Regions from separate parts of the Homo sapiens genome. Here region 1 is linked to region 2. Evidence: chromatin contacts called from ENCODE Hi-C or POLR2A ChIA-PET data. All regions are on one chromosome and are shown on one strand. Each heading gives the region's core, a stretch centred on a gene start or an enhancer-like site at or near the end of the contact. The rest is flanking DNA. Distances are from core to core; before and after follow the strand shown.

Evidence for each region. A loop is a pair of places that touch in the nucleus more often than their neighbours do. ChIA-PET counts read pairs that join two places held with the same protein, here RNA polymerase II (POLR2A). Pooled maps may share reads with other maps.
Region 1: a loop to region 2 is called in a map with no recorded cell type, with 10 times the contacts of the local background. The contact joins the promoter of SERINC5 here to the promoter of ATG10 in region 2. A Hi-C loop is called at or near these places in 1 of 37 single-sample maps with no recorded cell type and 5 of 50 pooled maps. POLR2A ChIA-PET finds 5 or more read pairs at or near these places in 1 of 52 experiments (activated T-cell).

What each region holds. Positions count from the first base shown.
Region 1 is chr5:80,254,537-80,259,036 of GRCh38, forward strand. SERINC5 (serine incorporator 5) reads right to left here and starts at 1,512. Exons shown (of 12, transcript NM_001174072.3): 1 at 1,360-1,512. The coding sequence starts at 1,386. RefSeq lists silencers at 995-1,274, 1,385-1,824 and enhancers at 1,678-2,611, 2,612-3,545, 3,546-4,477.
Region 2 is chr5:81,969,875-81,974,039 of GRCh38, forward strand. It overlaps ATG10 (autophagy related 10), which reads left to right and starts at 2,149. Exons shown (of 8, transcript NM_031482.5): 1 at 2,149-2,432. RefSeq lists enhancers at 1,682-2,239, 2,240-2,795 and silencers at 1,810-2,139, 2,310-2,549.

The sequences.
Region 1 (4,500 bases), core at 262-2,761, 1.7 Mb before region 2:
AGCTGTATCATTACTACGTAATAAAAAGTGTCGCATCATATTGGAGAAAAAGTATTTCAAAACGGGAATAAAAGATTTGCAGAGCTTTCTGAAAACAGTCTTTCCTGGTCCACCTTGTTCTCAAATACCTGGTAAGGTGGTGACCATTCTCATTCTCTTTCTCTCTCTGCCTGACACAGGGAAAAAAAATCATTTCGTCTCAGTCGTCAAAAGCCTCAATTTCCTCAACTCTGAAAAGGCCAGCTTTAATGTATGCCAAGCACAGTATTAGACCTCAAAAACCAAGACAGCTCCACGTGGCCACTCTAAACAGGACAGATTATCTGCCAGTATAATCGCCGGTTACAGAAACCCACAGTTTAACCACTCCATCACTTACAGCTGGCCTCGATTGTGGAAAGGCTGAGTGTCAGCAAGAACACCCCGAACCAGGATGCTCCCTAGAGTCTGATTCGTTCGTGAAAACACTCCATTAAAACTCTGTACCGAAACGCTGATAATCCACATGTAAAGGGAGAAAAGAGCTCCACATCCAAGAGACTCACCTACTTCGTTTTTTCTAACTCTGCAGGAAGGAGTGAAACCAGCATTACAGGGCTAAGACGTACTAATTCTACACTGATGCAGTAACTGGTAGGAGACATAATGTTTTAAGACATCATAGGTTTAAATAGGCGAGAGTTAAAAAACAGGTTCGAACAAGTTTATTTGCAAAGAGAGGCAGGAAGGTTCCAGCCCTACCCAGGCAGTCGTGCTAGTACCGAGCCAGGGTTGGGTCGGGAAATTCAGGAAGCAGGGCTGAGTTTTCCCTTCGCCCAGACCTGCGCCCGGTAGTTTGGAAGTCAGGCTTCGAGACATTCTCAAAGGTACAGAGCCCACGCTCGACTACGAGATGCCAAGCGCAACCTGCCTGGGTTGTTTGACCCGAGTTTTATTCAGGGCATAGCAAAGGAGACGGTGCCTAAACCCACTTTTCTTCCTGGATTCATCCGACAAGCAGAGTGGAGAGGGCTACGGAGCTCAGCGCTATTCACCAGTGCTCGGCGCAAGAGGCGACACGCCCCTGGAGCAGTCGGGATCCTCCGCCCGAGCCCGGCACGCCCCGCTCCACGCGGAGTCCCGGAGGCCGGACGGGAAGACCCCGGGGTAGCCTCTCGGGCTTCCCCCTGCCCCTTCCCGCCCGCCCAGGGCACAGGATTTCCCGGACGGCTGAGCGCCGCGGGGCCAGCCCGAGCGACCCACCCGGGCCCTACGTTCGGCCGCGGAGCTGGGAGCGCACCCAGGCAGGTCCTCCACGCCTGGACTCCTGGCCCGGTTCTCCGATCTGACAACCCCCGCGCTGCGCCCGGCCTCGCTCACCTGGCCCGCACAGCACTGAGCTGACATCGCGGCGGCCAATGCCGAAGGCGCGCTCGCTGGCTCCCCGCGCCGCACGGGCCCTCCTGGCTGCCTCGCGCCTCGAGCGCTGGGCTCAGCCGCAGCTCACACTTGAACGAAGATCAGCCTCGGCGAAGCGCCTAGGCGCCGAGGCCTGGGTAAAAACAACTGCGGCCAAGCCCCGCCCCGCCGCCGGCCCCGCCTCGCCCGCCCCCAGCCCCGCCCCGTGCCCGCCCCTTCCCGGGCGCCCGGCGGCGGAGCAGGCTCGACCCGGGCTCGCACTTCCGCTGGCGTCAGGCGGGTGGGCTGCTGCGATCACTTCCCGGTTGGGGCGCCGAGCTCCGGAGTCGGCCGCCAGCCTTTGGGCCCCACGCTCCGGGTCTGGTGCGCGGTCTGGCCGCGCTCGGGCCCTCGCCAAATGAGAGCGCAGCGCCTCTCCGCCTTCGGATCCAGAGAAAGAGCTTGTTGCTGCCTCTAAAAGGTTGGAGCCTTAGTAAGCGGTTCCTGCCTTTCCTGCACAGACCAGACCGCCGGGTGCTGGTCTGCGCTCTGCCGCGCGCCGACTGGGACAGCCCACCCACGAGATCCTTGTTCCTGAAATCCCTTTCCTTCCCTCATCTGCCAAGAAAACTTTCAACTTTTGGGCTCTCCGCGCCTCCCAAGCTTCCTCGAATCCCTGGGCCCTTGACTGTTCTGCCCTGATGGCACTTGGTGAGAGATCCATTGAGAGCCCTTTCCGTGCCTTCCTGAATATTGATATGTTTTCCAGCCTCTCCTCCTGCGCTGGCCCAAGGACTCATTTTCCGTCCCTGCTTCCTCACTAAAAAGAGGGTGCCCAATAATTGCTTGTTCCATACAGAAGGCAGGGAGGCCGTCTCTAGGTTTTCTCCCACTCAGATCTGCTGTCCTCACAGCCACCTCCCCAAGAGGAATGAAGGTATTTCTTTTTTTTTTTTCTTTTTTTTCTCTGAGACGGAGCTTCACTCTGTCGCCCAGGCTGGAGTGCAGTGACGCGATCTCGGCTCACTGCAACCTCTGCCTCCCGAGTAGCTGGGATTACAGGCGCCTGCCACCACGCCCGGCTAATTTTTTGTATTTTTAGTAGAGACGGGGTTTCACCATCTTGGCCAGGCTGGTCTCGAACTCCTGACCTCAGGTGATCCGCCCGCCTCGGCCTCCCAAAGTGCTGGGATTACAGGCGTGAGCCACCGCGCCCTGCCGGAATGAAGATATTTCTGTTAGTGCGATTTTTGCGCCAATCCCTTTGCTCTTTCAAATAAGCATTACCGTACCCATTTTAGCGGTGAGGCAACTGAAGCCCAGAGAGGTTAAATAACTTGCCCAAAGCCTCACAGCAAAGTTGAGGAAGTAAAACTGGGCCTGGAATCCACTCGTCTGATCCCCTGGCACATGACGCAAGGCTTGACCTTAGAGGGACTCGTTTCCAGACAGAGCTCTGGCAAAGGAGTGTCTTGGGCAGCTTAGGAGTAGAAGAGGAAAGGTGAATGGAAACCAGGCCTTGGGTTATGAGCTGCGCAGGATTTTCCAGCATCTCAGATGCAGGCGTTTAGAGAAAGAGATATAATGGAGCAGGCCCTACTCAGAGCCACGAAAAGGAATGAGGACAGTTGGCTCTAACTCAAAACAAAAATAGGGTAAACCCAATCAGTCAAGCGCAGCAACCTGCTCCGTGGCGATCTGTGACTCATCAGAAGCTGAGGCTCTCACCAGGACTTTCTAATGAGCTTCGCTGTTGGCTACGACCGCGGTCACTTCACTTCAGCCCTACTCCTGGCCTGGGGAAATGGGCAGGCCCCCTAGTAGCTCGGGGTGGGGAGACGGGTGGAGAGGAAGGAGGGGCGAAAAGGGAAGGCGCGAAATCTACAAATGTTTAAGCCAGCTGGAACTCCGATGCCTCTTTGCCTTTTAGGGAAATTGACTCGACTCGGAACTCGAGGACCTTTCACAAGAGACCACTGGGTTAGGGGGCAGAGCTGGTAATAGAATCCAGCGCTCCGAACCCTGAATCATGTCCTCTTTTTGCTGCTGAGGCTCAGGCCACAGCACCCCAAATTATGACTGTAGAATACCAAAATATGCTATCCCAAAATACACTTGTTTGGCACATTTCAAGCTGGTTATTCTGAGAAACTGCAGACACGGGAGTAGCTCTGAAAAGCTGTCCTTTTGTAAAGCAAATTTACATCTATAAAGGAAGTCCACATAGTAAAAGTATCTGTGTCAGGAAGGCAGCTGCTCAGAGAACTTTTATTACATGAGAGACTTTACATAACAAGGCAACTTTTTTTTTTTTTTTTTTTTTTTTTTTTGAGGCAGAGTCTCGCTCAGTCGCCCAGGCTGGAGTGCATTGGCATGATCCCGGCTCACTGCAACCTCCGCCCCCCGGGTTCAAGCGATTCTCCGGCCTCAGCCTCTGAAGTAGCCGGGATTACAGGCGCGCGCCACCGCGCCCGGGTAATTTTTGTATTTTTAGTAGAGACGGGGTTTCACCATGTTGGTCAGGCTGGTCTCGAACTCCTGACCTCGTGATCCGCCCACCTCGGCCTCCCAAAGTGCTGGGATTACAGGTGTGAGCCACCGCGCGCAGCCACAAGGCAACATTATTTACCATACATTTCCTCCACTAACCCTCCTATATCCTACCTGTGGTGCCTCCCCACTGTCCCCACAGAAGCCCCAAGCCCTTATTTATTTCTAGCTCAGAATGCTATAAGCTTCAATCATCTGGCCCTTCATGTTTTGTGAGATTCCTGTGCTGCTGCGTATGCAGGTAATTAAAACGGTTTTTCTTCTGTTAATCTGTCTTATGTCGGCCAGGCGTGGTGGCTCATGCCTGTAATCCCAGCACTTTGGGAGGCCGAGGTGGGCGGATCACGAGGTCAGGAGTTTGAGACCAGCCTGACCAACATGGTGCAACCCCATCTCTACTAAAAATACAAAAGAAGTAGCCGGGCGAGGTGGTGCGCACCTGTAATCCCAGTTACTCAGAAGCTGAGGCAGGAGAATCGCTTGAACCCAGGAGGCGGAAGTTGCAGTTAGCCGAGATTGTGCCACAGCACTCCAGCCTGGGCGACAGAGCAAGATACCGTCTCAAAAAAAAAA
Region 2 (4,165 bases), core at 899-3,398:
CTGACACTAGCCATAGAAACTAGGCAGGCCATAGAAACTAGAACCTCTTTTCCCCAAAGCCAGTCATAAATCCTGGAAATATTACTTTAATTTTCTCCCGCCTTTCTTTGTAAAAACTGGCCATAAAGAAATTATCTGATCTACCTTTTTTGACTGTAGGTCCTAAGACCCTCATTGCAGAGAGGGTCCCGCCCTACACCCAGAAGGAAGGAATGCATGCCCAGAGAGTCCAAGAAGAATCTAGACAGACAGGCCTTGCTGGGTTTCCCCACTCAGGCTATTAGCATTAGAGCATACCCTTTTGTCCAATCATATTTCTACATGGCTGTCCATACTTTGTTGGATGTACAAATGAACATTACAATTTCCCCTGTATCTTTGGGTCTTCATTCTGAAGGTTCTCATGTATATATGCTAAATAAACTTGCATGCATTTCCTCCAATTACTCTGTCCTTTGTGAGTAGATTTTTCGGTGAACCTCAGCGATCAGAGAGGAGAGCTACAGGAGCCCTGCTTGAACCTTGAAATGCTATGATGACAGACCGTAGCCTTAAAGCAGTTTATAGTGTTGTAGGGTAAACACATAAACAGGCCAATATCATTCTTTGCCATGAGGGATATGATGAGAGGAAGTACATGGAGGTTAACTGAGTTATTTCTTTTAGTTTCTTTGTTTTTGGCATGTGAATTATGAAACTTTAAAACACCTCCAGTGCAAAAAAAATTTTTTTTAAATTAACATGGTGGTTGGTGCACTGTGTTTCTAAAATATGGAGTACAATGTAAAGCAATGCATTCTTTTTTTAAAAATTTATTGTTATTTTGAAAAATTTTTGTAGAGATGAGGTCTCACTGCCTTGCCCATAGCTGGTCTTGAACTCCTGGGCTAAAGCGATCCTCCTACCTCGGGCTCCCAAAGTGCTGGGATTACAGGCGTGAGCCACTGCGCCCAGCCGCATTCTTGTTTTCATCTGTGAAATACGTTTTTAAGGTAAATACTTAAAGTTGATGGAGACACCTGGTCTACTTAAGCTCTCATTCAGAACACACTGCCTTGTGCTTTTAAAAAAATTAAATGGATAATCTAAATTGGCAGCTACCAATTAATTTATATCCATAGTTGCTAAAAAATGTTAGTGTAAGTTCATTTTTATTAGTCGCATCATTTTGAGTTTTAAACTATTTCACATGCAGTAAAATTTATACCTCTTATGGGTTTTGTCAAACAGTGGTTTAGTCACCAACACAATCACGGTATAGAAGCTCTCAAGCTCCTTTTCAGTCACCCCCTTCCTCCAGCCCTTTGCCCTGGTCGCCACTGATCAGTATTCTCTCCTTTTAAAAACACTTATTATTTGGAAATAATTATAGACACAGGAAATTGCAAAAATACTACAGCACCTAGAGTCCCGTGTACCTATCACCTAGTTTCCTCCAATGGTGACATCTTACACAACTGTAGTACAAGATCAAAAAACTATGTCATGTAGTTTGAAGGCAGGTTTTCCTTTCACTTCTTCGCCTGCATTTTCTCCTTTCATTTCCAACAAATTTAACTCTGTTGTTAGAAGGAGCAGATGCTAGTTTTCTTTCAGATGTCTGCTATTTCAGTTCGATTACCCCTGTTACTCCTACATTTTTTCTAGTCTTTATCCCCATCGTTTCGCCCCAATTTAATTTTGCTGCTAGTTTTTTTTTTTTCTCCTCTGGGATATGTGCCACAGATGGTACTATTGTCAATATTCGAATTCCTAACTTCTCCCTCCATCCGTAAGTTTTCAAGGGGTAGCCGTGCTTGTGCTTAATTGTGGTGTTTACAGGACTTTTTGTAGCGTAAGCATGCTGGCATGGTTCCCCAACCTCTTAGGGGGATGCTAGTAACCCGCTCCCCCGTCAACGAGCCGCCTTTGTGCTCCGCGGAGGGCACCGCCTGCGTTGGGTTGGAGGTGGGGGTTGGCGGGGGAGAGCTGCCCGCCAGGCGAGGGGCGGGGCCTTGGCGGGGGTGGTCGCGGGCGGCGGGGAGGTCTCGCTTCCCTCCTCTCCACCCGCTCCCAGTCCCGGCCTGGGTCTCAGCCCCGCCCTGCCCAGAGCGCGCGGCCGATCACGTCACCGGCCTGCGCTAGGCGGCCCCCACGGCGCGGGAAGGCGCAGTGCGCACGCTCCGACTCGGCCGTGGCGGACCTGACTGAAGGAGGCCGCGGACCTGACTGAAGGAGGCCACGGCCACTTCTGGTTGGCCTCGGGGCGCGCTGGCTCGGCTCTTCCTCCGCCCTCGAGGCCCCCGCAGTCCCATCATTCAGTTCCGTAGGGTCACCGGCGCGGCAGTGGCCTCGCAGGGCGCTGGGTCCCTCTCCCCAGCTCTCCTCCCCCTGGCCCCGTCGCCCCGCCCTCGCCGGGCTGGGCTGCGGGGTCAGGGGCCGAGCGGAGAGGGGTGAGTATTCCCCACAGCCCTTGCCGGTTGTCTCCTCCCGGCTCTGCTTCCCACACGGTCCTTGCCCCACTCCTAGGACAGGGAGGAAGGGCACGCGCGGGTAGGCGGGAAACAGCCCAGTCCTGAACAAAAGGCCGGGGAAGCGGGTCCCCGCCGGTAACTGCAGGCCTGTGCTGGCCGCCGCGAGCGGGGAAGGGCGAGGACACTCCCTCCTCGGGGACCCGGTCCCCGTCGCGCACACGGTGTCACCAGCACACCTGGCCCAGTACCCAAAGCACCCTCGAAGTGGGTAGTAACTACTTTGTGTTTAAAATCCACATACTGATAGCAAATCTTTGGTTGAAACAGTATTAAATTACTGGGGCTTCCAGTGGCTGAGTCCAACTTAATTTGAAGTTTCAGATTAAGTATCAGGAGGAATAACTTGATATTTAGAGCCAACAGGTCTTTCTTTTTTTTTTAAACCTCCCAAAAAACCTATAAAATCAAGAATTGGCGGGGAGGACCGGAGAATGATAAAGGAATAGTTGACTGATTTATAGAAACTTTTAGTGGCGGTAAAAATTACAAAAGTATTGGAAATAAGGCAAAAGGACAGCATGTTTTTTTCAGAGTCAAAATGGAGCCTAACAGGCCCACCTGAAGATGATTTAGATGTCTAGGGGACTATATTTTGTTTGGCATGATGATATTGATTAGGGCCTAGGCTTTGTAGTTAACATCTTTTTCATTAATGGAGATGCAAATTATTTCTGAGTGGGAGAGAAAAAAATACAGTACTCCTAAAGGTTGTAGTTTTAGTGCCTTGTAGGATATTAGCCATTTTTCTTTTCTTTTTTTTGAGACAGAGTCTTGCTCTGTCGCCCAGGCTGGAGTGCAGTGGCACGATCTCGGCTCACTGCAACCTCTGCCTCTCGGGTTAAAGCAATTCTCCTGCCTCAGCCTCCCGAGTTGCTGGGACTACAGGTGCCCGCCACCACGCTCAGCTAATTTTTGTAAGTTTAGTAGAGACGGGGTTTCACCATATTGGCCAGGCTGGTCCGGAACTCCTGATTTTGTGATCCGCCTGCCTCGGCCTCCCAAAGTACTGGGATCACAGGCGTCAGCCACCGCGCCCGGCCAATATTAACCATTTTTCTGTCTAACCTATCAAACTTACCATCCTTTCTTCAGTGTTTATGCTCAGTTCCTGAAATGCTTTTGAGCACACTAAGCCATTCAGCTTGTTCCATTGTGAGTTTAATAAATCTTTGTCACAGGTTCATTTTGAGTCATATTTATAACTTTTGTTATTGGACAATGGTCTCTATTCTTTAGTGGCAAAAACAAGTTTATGCTTCTCAGGATGGAAGGACATAGGCCCTGTGTGGTACTCAAATACATCTTAGGACTCCAAGTAGAATCCTTTCTCATTGCTTCAGAAAGGTTAAACAGTGACCAGAGGAAATGTTACAGAACTTTGACCAAAAAATAAATCCTGAGTATTGAGAAATTAAAATTAAAGTCTTGCAAATTGCAGAGTTTAAAAATTGTTATTGATATTTTAAATTGAAGAAATTAGTGGAAATAGTAGTTCTAAATTGCATACATTTGAATGTGGAGTGTTAAAAGATTATTTCCCTTGTCTCCTGTTTTATTTAGGATAAGGTTAACTGAGATTTTGGTACATGGTGGGCCATTCAAGTTATGTATAATGTTTTGTGACAAACTACATGTCGACAGTAGTTCCTGAT